Regions from separate parts of the Homo sapiens genome. Here region 1 is linked to region 2. Evidence: chromatin contacts called from ENCODE Hi-C or POLR2A ChIA-PET data. All regions are on one chromosome and are shown on one strand. The core of a region is the stretch at or near the end of the contact, and the rest is flanking DNA. Distances in the headings are between cores, read along the strand shown.

What was found. Hi-C counts contacts between places; a loop is a spot of excess contacts on that map. ChIA-PET counts read pairs that join two places held with the same protein, here RNA polymerase II (POLR2A). Pooled maps may share reads with other maps.
Region 1: a map of gastrocnemius medialis shows a loop between it and region 2 (2.4-fold over the local background). The contact joins two enhancer-like sites. A Hi-C loop is called at or near these places in 1 of 168 maps with a recorded cell type or tissue (gastrocnemius medialis) and 1 of 50 pooled maps. POLR2A ChIA-PET finds 5 or more read pairs at or near these places in 3 of 52 experiments (CD8-positive, alpha-beta T cell, T-cell and WTC11).

The regions. Positions count from the first base shown.
Region 1 is chr3:188,005,248-188,009,495 of GRCh38, reverse strand. The region is part of intron 2 of LOC107986166 (a long non-coding RNA gene); the gene reads left to right. Among named protein-coding and RNA genes, the nearest start is that of LINC01991, 31 kb to the right of the region's middle. Within about 2 kb of position 2,620, at least 13 of the 41 ENCODE cell types and tissues checked have a DNase peak (open chromatin) inside an H3K27ac peak, as active enhancers do; they include gastrocnemius medialis, where a contact is called at or near this core.
Region 2 is chr3:187,855,412-187,859,692 of GRCh38, reverse strand. The region is part of intron 2 of LOC105374264 (a long non-coding RNA gene); the gene reads left to right. Among named protein-coding and RNA genes, the nearest start is that of BCL6, 110 kb to the right of the region's middle. Within about 2 kb of position 1,417, at least 4 of the 41 ENCODE cell types and tissues checked have a DNase peak (open chromatin) inside an H3K27ac peak, as active enhancers do; they include gastrocnemius medialis, where a contact is called at or near this core.

The sequences.
Region 1 (4,248 bases), core at 1,371-3,870, 150 kb before region 2:
TCTCCAAGATAGTGAGGAGGTGGTGGTGGAAGGGTAGTGGGGATGTACTGAATGAATATGAGCTTGCCCATTGAGCCCATAGAATAAAAAGAAGAAGAAAAAGTAGGGGAACACTGGCTTCCAGAGGGAAGGCAAGATCATGCTTTTCCCTCCTTCACACCCATGTCCTTGCCACAGCCACACTCCCCTTCAAAGATGAGTCAGGGCTGTCAAAGGCAAGAGTATTATGGACTCCTGATTTGGGGGGTGAGTTTTCACAGGGCTGAGCTAACAGCTTGAATGTTCACCCTTCTCCCTCCTTCTCCTGGGGCTTCTCTCCCTGTTGCTTGGAAGCGGACTGTGCTTGGAAGGTGGCTGTCCCTGGGAAGGCCTGGGGGCTGGGGCATCAGGAGGGTTTTGTTCTGTTTCCTCCTGTAGCCCAGGCAAGAGAAGACTTGATGAGTTCTTGTGGCCCAGCTAGACAGGAGCCTGACTGAGGTCTAGGGTGTGGGCCCAAGCTTGTGGTGATGAGGTGCTCCTCTGCCTGCTCCTGCCCTGCATGGCTCCTGGAGAAGCACCCATGGCAGCTGGCTTGAGGGCTTGTATCCTGGATCTGGAATTTCCAAAACTGAGAGAGAAAGCATGAGAACAAGAAAGAGCAAGCAAGGGAAGTGTGGTGGAGAGAGAGAGACAGACTATGTGCCTTGGCTTATGCCTGTAATCCCAGCCCTTTGGGAGGCTGAGGCGGGTGAATCACTTGAGCTCAGGAGTTTGAAACCAGCTTGAGCAATATAGTGAAACCCTGTCTCTACTAAAAATTAAAAAAAAAAAAAAAAGAATTAAGCCAGGTGTGGTGGCATGTGCCTGTAGGCCCTGCTACTTGGGAGGCTGGGGTGGCAGGATCGCTTGAGTCCAAAAGGTTGAGGCTACAGTGAGCTGAGATCATGTGTCTGCACTCCAGCCCAAGTGGCAGACCGAGACTCTGTCTCAAAAAATAAAAGAAAAAAATAAAGATACAGAGAGACAAAGAGCAAATGAACAGAATATAACCACTTCATTTCTTTCTTCCTTTCTTTCCATATACCCCTTACGTTTTTATCCTGTCTTCCTCACCATCTTAACCTCCCCTTACATGATTTGGTTGTTTGCATTTTGGCCTTGTCTTGTTTTTATTTTAGCTTTGTCTTTTAGTGCTTGTATTGGTTTTTAGTAAATGACAGAAAATTCTCTAAGTCAACCCCGGGTCTTTACAGTGGGCTACGTGCTCTAATCCCCAGTCTCCACTCCCTGCATCTTTAGCCTCTCCCTGTCTCTCCCTCCAGTCCAGCCACACTTGACTGCTTACTGTTCCTTGGACATGCTAGGAGGAACCACCTCAGGGCCTTGCATTTGCTGTTTCATTTGCTGACTGCCTGCCCCACGCACCACCCTGCAAATTGCCACATGGCTGGCTAGTTCCCGTTCCAGGTCTTGCCTTAAATGTCATGTTTTCAGTGAGGTAGTCCCTGAGCATCCTATGTGAAATTGCATCACCCCTTCAACGCTCCTTACCCTCTTCTTGGTCTGCTTTATTCTCCAAAGCACGTGTAACTCTCTGACATACTCTGAATTTTACTCTTTTATCTTACTCATTGTCTGAGTTCTTCAATTAGAGTGTGACCGCTACAGGGGCGGGGCTTTTTGTCTGTTTTGTTCACTACCAAATGTGTCTATAACAGACCCTGGCGTATAGTAAGCAGTCGGGAAATACCTGATAAATAAATGAATGGAATAAGGGAATGGATAAAATTCTTACTGGTGCTAGACAAGATATAGTTTACATACGATACATCTCTAATAGTGTAAATTAAGTATATTAAATATTCTGTCAATTAATGTAATATTATTAAATATATTTAATAGTAATATTTAAACATTTCTTAAAAGTATATGACTTTGAAAAGAATACTGGACTGAAATTTAAAGAGTTGGGGTCAGTTCCGGAATCTTCAAAACAGATTCAACAGGGAAGAAGCATTTAATTTCCCTGCCTCGGTATCTACACTTGTGAAATGAGTATGATACTCTCTGTGTACCTCACGGGATTATCATGAGAATCAAATAACATATTGAATGTGGAAGTGTAAAAATGCAAAGGTAAATCACACGTATCCTCAAATCTCTGCCATGATAGAACGGTGGTATTAATGGTTAGTTATCATGTAATGAAGGAATTCAGAAAGTGCTCTTACTTATCCTCGTGGTGATAGCGACACACAGTATGACAAGAGCGCCGACTACTCTGTGGGACTTAATTGTCATGAGGTACCGTGCGGTTCTCTGAGAAACTTATCCTATGAAACCTGAGTGTCATTCGGGAGCTTATCAGCAGTGCTTCTTGAGGGGAAAGGAGAGCAGAGCAGCAGAGCCTGGCGATGTCATGGAATATTCCTTCCTTTCTTCCATTCCCCGAGCTCTGTGCTGTTGCATTTCTGGCTGCGTATTATTGACAGAGGAAATGCTGATTCATGGGTCTGAGTTATAGGAAACCTTGTTTCCTGGTGGAGAAACAAGCCCGGTGGTGCTGCCAGCATCCTCCTCTGCCAGTTTCTGCCACATGGCCCTGCTTCTGGGCCTGCACCCAGGCGGGCTGTGAAGCAGTAAGGCCAACTCAAGCGCGACCAATGAGGTCACTTTCCCTGGTGAACTGAACTAAGCTGAGACTCCTCTAGGGCCTCTGGAGGCTCTTCAGCTCTGATCTCACGATACCTTTCCAGCCCATCTCCAGCTGCTCCCTCTGGCTCCCCATGCTGCTGTCATACATGGCTACTCCCAGTTCTTTGTGAACACCTTGTATTTTCCAGTCTCTATGCCCTGGCTCATGGTGTTCCCTGCCTGGAATGGCCCCTGACCAAGTGTCGGCTCATTGAAATCCTACCCATGCTTCAACTCTGCTAAATTGCTTCTCGCTATGTGAAGCCTGCTAGATTTCCTTGTATTTTTTCCTTTCTTCCTTTCTTGCTTTTTTTTTTTGTAGGGGATTTTCAAATATACACATAAATAGACAGAATTATCTGATGAACTTCCATGTACCCTCGCCCAGCTTCAACAATTCTGATTCTTCTTGAACAGCACTTGTTCTTTCCTTCTTTGAGCTTCCTCAGCAGCTCTCATGTTCTGTGCATAACCCATAATTGCTGAATTGAGTGGGAAGAAGGTGACTCTGTGGATTTAGGGCGCTCCTTTTAGCCACCCCCCACAATAAGGAAACTGAGGCCCAGAGAAGTGAAGTGAGTTGCCCGATGTTATAAGACAGGTGGTGGCAAATTGAGATCAGATTCTTTTGAAGGGCCTCACAATCTAATTAGAAAGCATGGATAACATACTTATAACATGTATATGTTAGCAGATCTCAAGTACTACAGGGGCTCAAGTTATTAGTAAGTGTGTGTTGAATGAATAAATTAAACTTCCATTCAATTGATTAATGAGATGACCTCTTAAGCTTGGCACTGAGTAGTCCACTGGTCCTCTCCATTCTATCATCTGACATCAACATGCTGAAGGAGATTCCTGACTTCTGTGGAGAAAAATCCTATACAATTATAATGGCCAGTATGAGTTAGTGAGAAGTTTAAACTGGTAAATATTCAAAAATAAATTTTGTTTTCTTACTACATGGAGTAGAGAGTAGGCATTTTGTATCTGAAGAACCTAAATACTCAGAGTTAATTCTTACTGGAAAGGTAAGAATATAAATTAAGGGAGTCTGAAGTTCTGTGGCTTGAAGCACTTGTACATTTGATGACTTGGGAAAAAGACATAAAAAGTATGGCAAGATAAAGCAAGACATAAAAAGCCAGTCCTGGGATAATGGCAATTTTTCATCTTGATCCAGACCTATCTCAAACCTGGATCTTAGAAGTACGGCAAGGGGTCATTTGGATGTCCAGCCTGAGGTGCCCTGACTTTACTCTGTAGCCATGGGAACACAGATCCGGTCATCAGGCAAGCACCAAAGCTGTTGCCAGTGGGACAGGGTGGTGGATAGAAAATGTGTGTGACTTTTCTTCATAAAAGTGAGTTAAGACACAATTTGAGATTCTTTTTTTTTTTTTTTTTTTTTTTTTGAGACAGAGTCTCGCTCTGTCGCCCAGGCTGGAGTGCAGTGGCGCAATCTCAGCTCATTGCAAGCTCCGCCTCTTGGGTTCACGCCATTCTTCTGCCTCAGCCTCCCCAGTAGCTGGGACTACAGGTGCCCGCCACCATGCCCGGCTAATTTTTTGTATT
Region 2 (4,281 bases), core at 168-2,667:
ATATTGCTAATATTATACCTTATTTAAAAATATGCATACATAAATTTTTAATCTGTCCATTCTAATACCTCTGGTTTCTATGGAATCTATAATTCAAGTTGTTGGTTTTCCTTTTTCTTTCTTTTTTAAAAAAATTAGTGCTTCTCTTTAGATCCAGCTTCCATTTCTTTAGGGTATAGATTATTCTGTCCAGCAATGCCAATGACTGAAGGGTTGAAGGTCAAACTTCCGTCTGCACTGACCTGCCTTGATGAGTTTGAGATGGGGATAGAGCGAAGCATGCACCTAGAGTGGTGGGTTTCAGGCATCAGGAAACCAGAGTATATCACTCCTCATCCACCACACAGCTCCTCAGATGTATTCTTTACTTTAGAAAGAACTAGCATCCGGGAAAGGCGATGGTAATCCACCAGCCCTGGCGGTTTAGAGGGAGAGAGTTGGGCAGTGACCACCTGTGGCCCATCCATCATTGTCTATTTTTTTTCTCACTCCCACCCAGGCACAGGGCTTCCACACTACCCTAGTTTTACATCCCAGGAGCACTTGTTCAAGAGTTCTAAGCTCGTGCCGTGTCTGTCCCAAAACAGTGAGAGTGAGAGGGAGGAGAAATGAAGTCTAAGAAGCAACAGCTTTTATTTCATCCTTCTACAGCAGCCTGGATACCTTTTGCTTTAGGCTAAGACCTTTCCAGATACACATACTTGACAGTTAAAAAGAGTTTCTGTCTCCCCAGGGGTTCCTCATAGCTCTCTCTACCTCTCAGTGTTTTTCTCTATAGTTCCCTAGAGCTGCTAAGTCAGCTATTTCAGCATCTTCTTTGGAATTCCACTTGACTTTTCCTTCTTACAGGCTACATGCTGTCTTTCCCCATCTGCCTTCCTTTAAAACATAGGTATCCCTGGGATGGCAGCACGCTGAGTGCCGCTGTCAGCAGGTGCACTGGGTCAGCTCTCCTTATGAACTGGAAGAGGGATGAGTGCCTAGGGTAAATGGAAGGAGAACTGACCAGAAGTTAGGATGGGGCTTGTGTCTCATTCAGTCCCAGACTTGCTGGGTGGCTTTAGACAAGTCGCTTCACTTCCCTAAGCCTCAATATTCTCTTCTGAAAAGTCAAGTGAATAATAACACCCACCTCATTGGGCTGATGAAAGATTCAGATGAGAAATTGGATGTGAAAGGACTTTGAAACTGTAACATGAGGTGATTTTATTGATCATCTGGAGGCAGGGAAAGAAGCCTTGGGGTAGGTGAAAATTCACTTTGCCAACCTCAAAATTGCACTAAGTGTTGGCCCTGTTAAAAAAGCCTGATGCAACTGAACATTCCCTTAATATAGAGAATGACGAATCTGTATTTGTTGCCAGAGTTGTCACATTCTTCCAAGAGTGCAGACTTTTATGGGCCCCTGGAAGCTCCGCCGGGGTCTATTTCTGAGGATGGGAACATTGTGCTTCGTTGGCAGGCTTCTTAAACCAAGGCCTCTTGTGGTCATTGAAGAATCTGGGTCTGCCTTTTCAATGTTGGGGTCAAGGTATTAGATCCAGTCAGCCAATGTTCGCTGATTTGGATTCACAGCTTCTGCTAAACTTGGTGCATTTTGCTTCTTTGTTTGATGGGGGTCTTTTTCTAGTCTTGTTAGATGACTGAGAAGTGGGAAAATAGAATGGAGCTGGTCCAAATCAAAGACAAGTAGCAGAGGTGGAAATGAATAAGAATAATGTGTTCTCTGGGAATTTATACAAGGACAAGGCTAATGAGACTTTGTTTTCAATTACTTAAAATGTAGTTTGTCATTGAAAAGATGATGTAATGTCTTTAAAACAGAAAACAAGCCAGAATCCCACACCATATCCAACTATTTGTATTTTTGCACATTCTTATCTATTTCTTGTCTTTTCATCATGCATGCATAATGTATATTTCATTTTATGGCCTGAATTTTTTTCACTTAACATTACATAATAAGCATTTTCCTTTTAAAGTTTGCATTTTCATGACTAGCTAATATAATTTTTGATGCTGTTTTATAATTAATAATGCCATTCCCTTACTTGAGACCTTGGAGTTGTCTTTAACTTTTTGTTTATTTGCTTGCTTTTTTGCTATTGTAGTGTCATGAACATCTTTGTACATTTTGCTTTTTGCTGTTATTGAGTTATTACCTTTGCATAAATTCCAAAATTCCTAACAGTGACATGGCTGGGAAATTATGTCTAGGCATCTTTATGACTCTTGTATTCTATTTTCAAAAAACAAAAAAAAAACATCTTTCAAGCATTCACTGTTTGCTCAAAGATTTTTCTACTTTAATATGTAAGTGTTTCAAATTTGTTTTCTTTTGTACTTTACTGTTTAACAGCAAAGTTTAATGCTTTCCATGTGTTTTGGGTTTCTTTAAATCATATTATTAAAATTAAAAAATATTCTGCCATATGTTTTCAGAATTTTTTGAAAACACCCAAGAAAATATCCCAAAAAATATTTCCTAAGGAGTTCACATTTCCAAATTAATCAGCTATAAGTGCTTTGTGGCCACAAAGCAAACAGAAGTGTCAAGCTAATTTGTCTTTCATTTATCTCATTAAGTGACTCTCATGTGTAATTCAAGTCCTGTCAGCAGTGTTTTAAGGAATATTGAAAAAAGACAGGGACATTACCCCCCAAAAGTTTCCATTCCAGTAAAGTTATTATCATATGACTGACCAGCCTTCAAAAATTGCTCAGTGTTGTAAGAAAAGGACAGAATAAGAGCTATGGGATTCAGAGAATGGGGAGATTATTTCCAGCTTGAGTGACAGAATGTGAAGAGTCAGAGAAGGCTTATTGGAGGAAATTGTATCTGAGCTGAATGAATAGGATGTGAGGTAGGGCCTATCTTAGGGTAGCAGAGGGAAGTGAGCTGGTGAGAATCTTTTGCCCATCTTATGTGAGGGAGCTCTTGACATTTTAACTGTCTTCTAAATTGTAGCCACTCCTTTCCAGATTGGGAAATGGAGTGAGGCAGCGATGACCAATTCATGGTCACATGAAAGGGACAGTTCACATGAAAGGGACAGGTTTCCACATAATGCGGCTTAAAAAAAAAAAAAACTTGAAGAAAACAAAAAGGGGCCAGTTTCAACTGACTCCATATAGGTCTTTCAACTTTCCATTTTGAAAGACCTATAATTCGCAATGAAGTTTATTACCTTCCAATCCCTTCTATAACTTGGCAGACAAAGAAATCGAGGTATTATTTGTTGCCCTGGAATAGACACATAAGGCTACTTGCTACTGGATGCGAATAGTCCAGAACCCTGGCTGTTCTGTTCCTGCTGATTGATGGTTCAGGAGGCTGAAAGGATCAAGATCTGGGCACTCTTAGGACCCACTGGGCAAACACTACATGGAAAGTTCTGCAGGTAGGTAAAGATGATTAATAAAAACAGTTTCCAGACCTAATCAGCGTGATATATAATAAATGAATTGGGCATTGAGACTGGTAAAGAAAAAAAATTATTATGGCCCTTGATTGGTCCTACCGTCACCACGCTGTCTACCATAAGATAGAGAATTTTTAGTGTTACACAGAAAATAACATAATACAACTCTGAAATTTTGATCATTTGTGTGATCAGATAAGTTGTGTTTTGCATTATCATTCAAAGAGCAAAAGCCTTCACTAGCACTCTTTTTTCCACCTACAACAGAAGTTGTCTCAACAATAGCTTAGACATCGATTAGAATAATAGGTTTGAAGGTACCTTAGGCGCTTCTAATCCACTCTTTTTCCCAGTGAAAGAATCCTTTCCATAGTTTTTCTGATAAGCCACTGGCACCCACTAACAACCCAAGCCTGAAAAGCATCCAAAGACCGGATATTTACCTATGAAACATGTTATGGACCAGTTGATGATAATAATGTTTTGCACTTACCTGATGATGTCATTTCAGTAGGTTCAAAACAAGGGATCAAATAATACTCCCATGCCAAGCAGGCAGAAAGGTAGCAAATAGATTTCTTAGAATCCTCATTTCACAAATAGAGCAATTTAGTTTACGTATTTGCTGATTTATTTAACCCCTATCTCGTTTCAGAATTGTTTCAAGTAGACAGGGTACTTTGGTTTCTGGATTCAATAGCGGTTGAAAGGTTAGAAAACAGTTTAAAAGAAGGGAAGCTCTTTGCATAATAGAGAAAAATAGATTTGCATGAATATATTTTGTAAAAGTTGCACAATTGGGTGCAATGCTTCTGTAGAAAAATTCCTGAAAACATTCAGTGCACCACTGTACTTATTA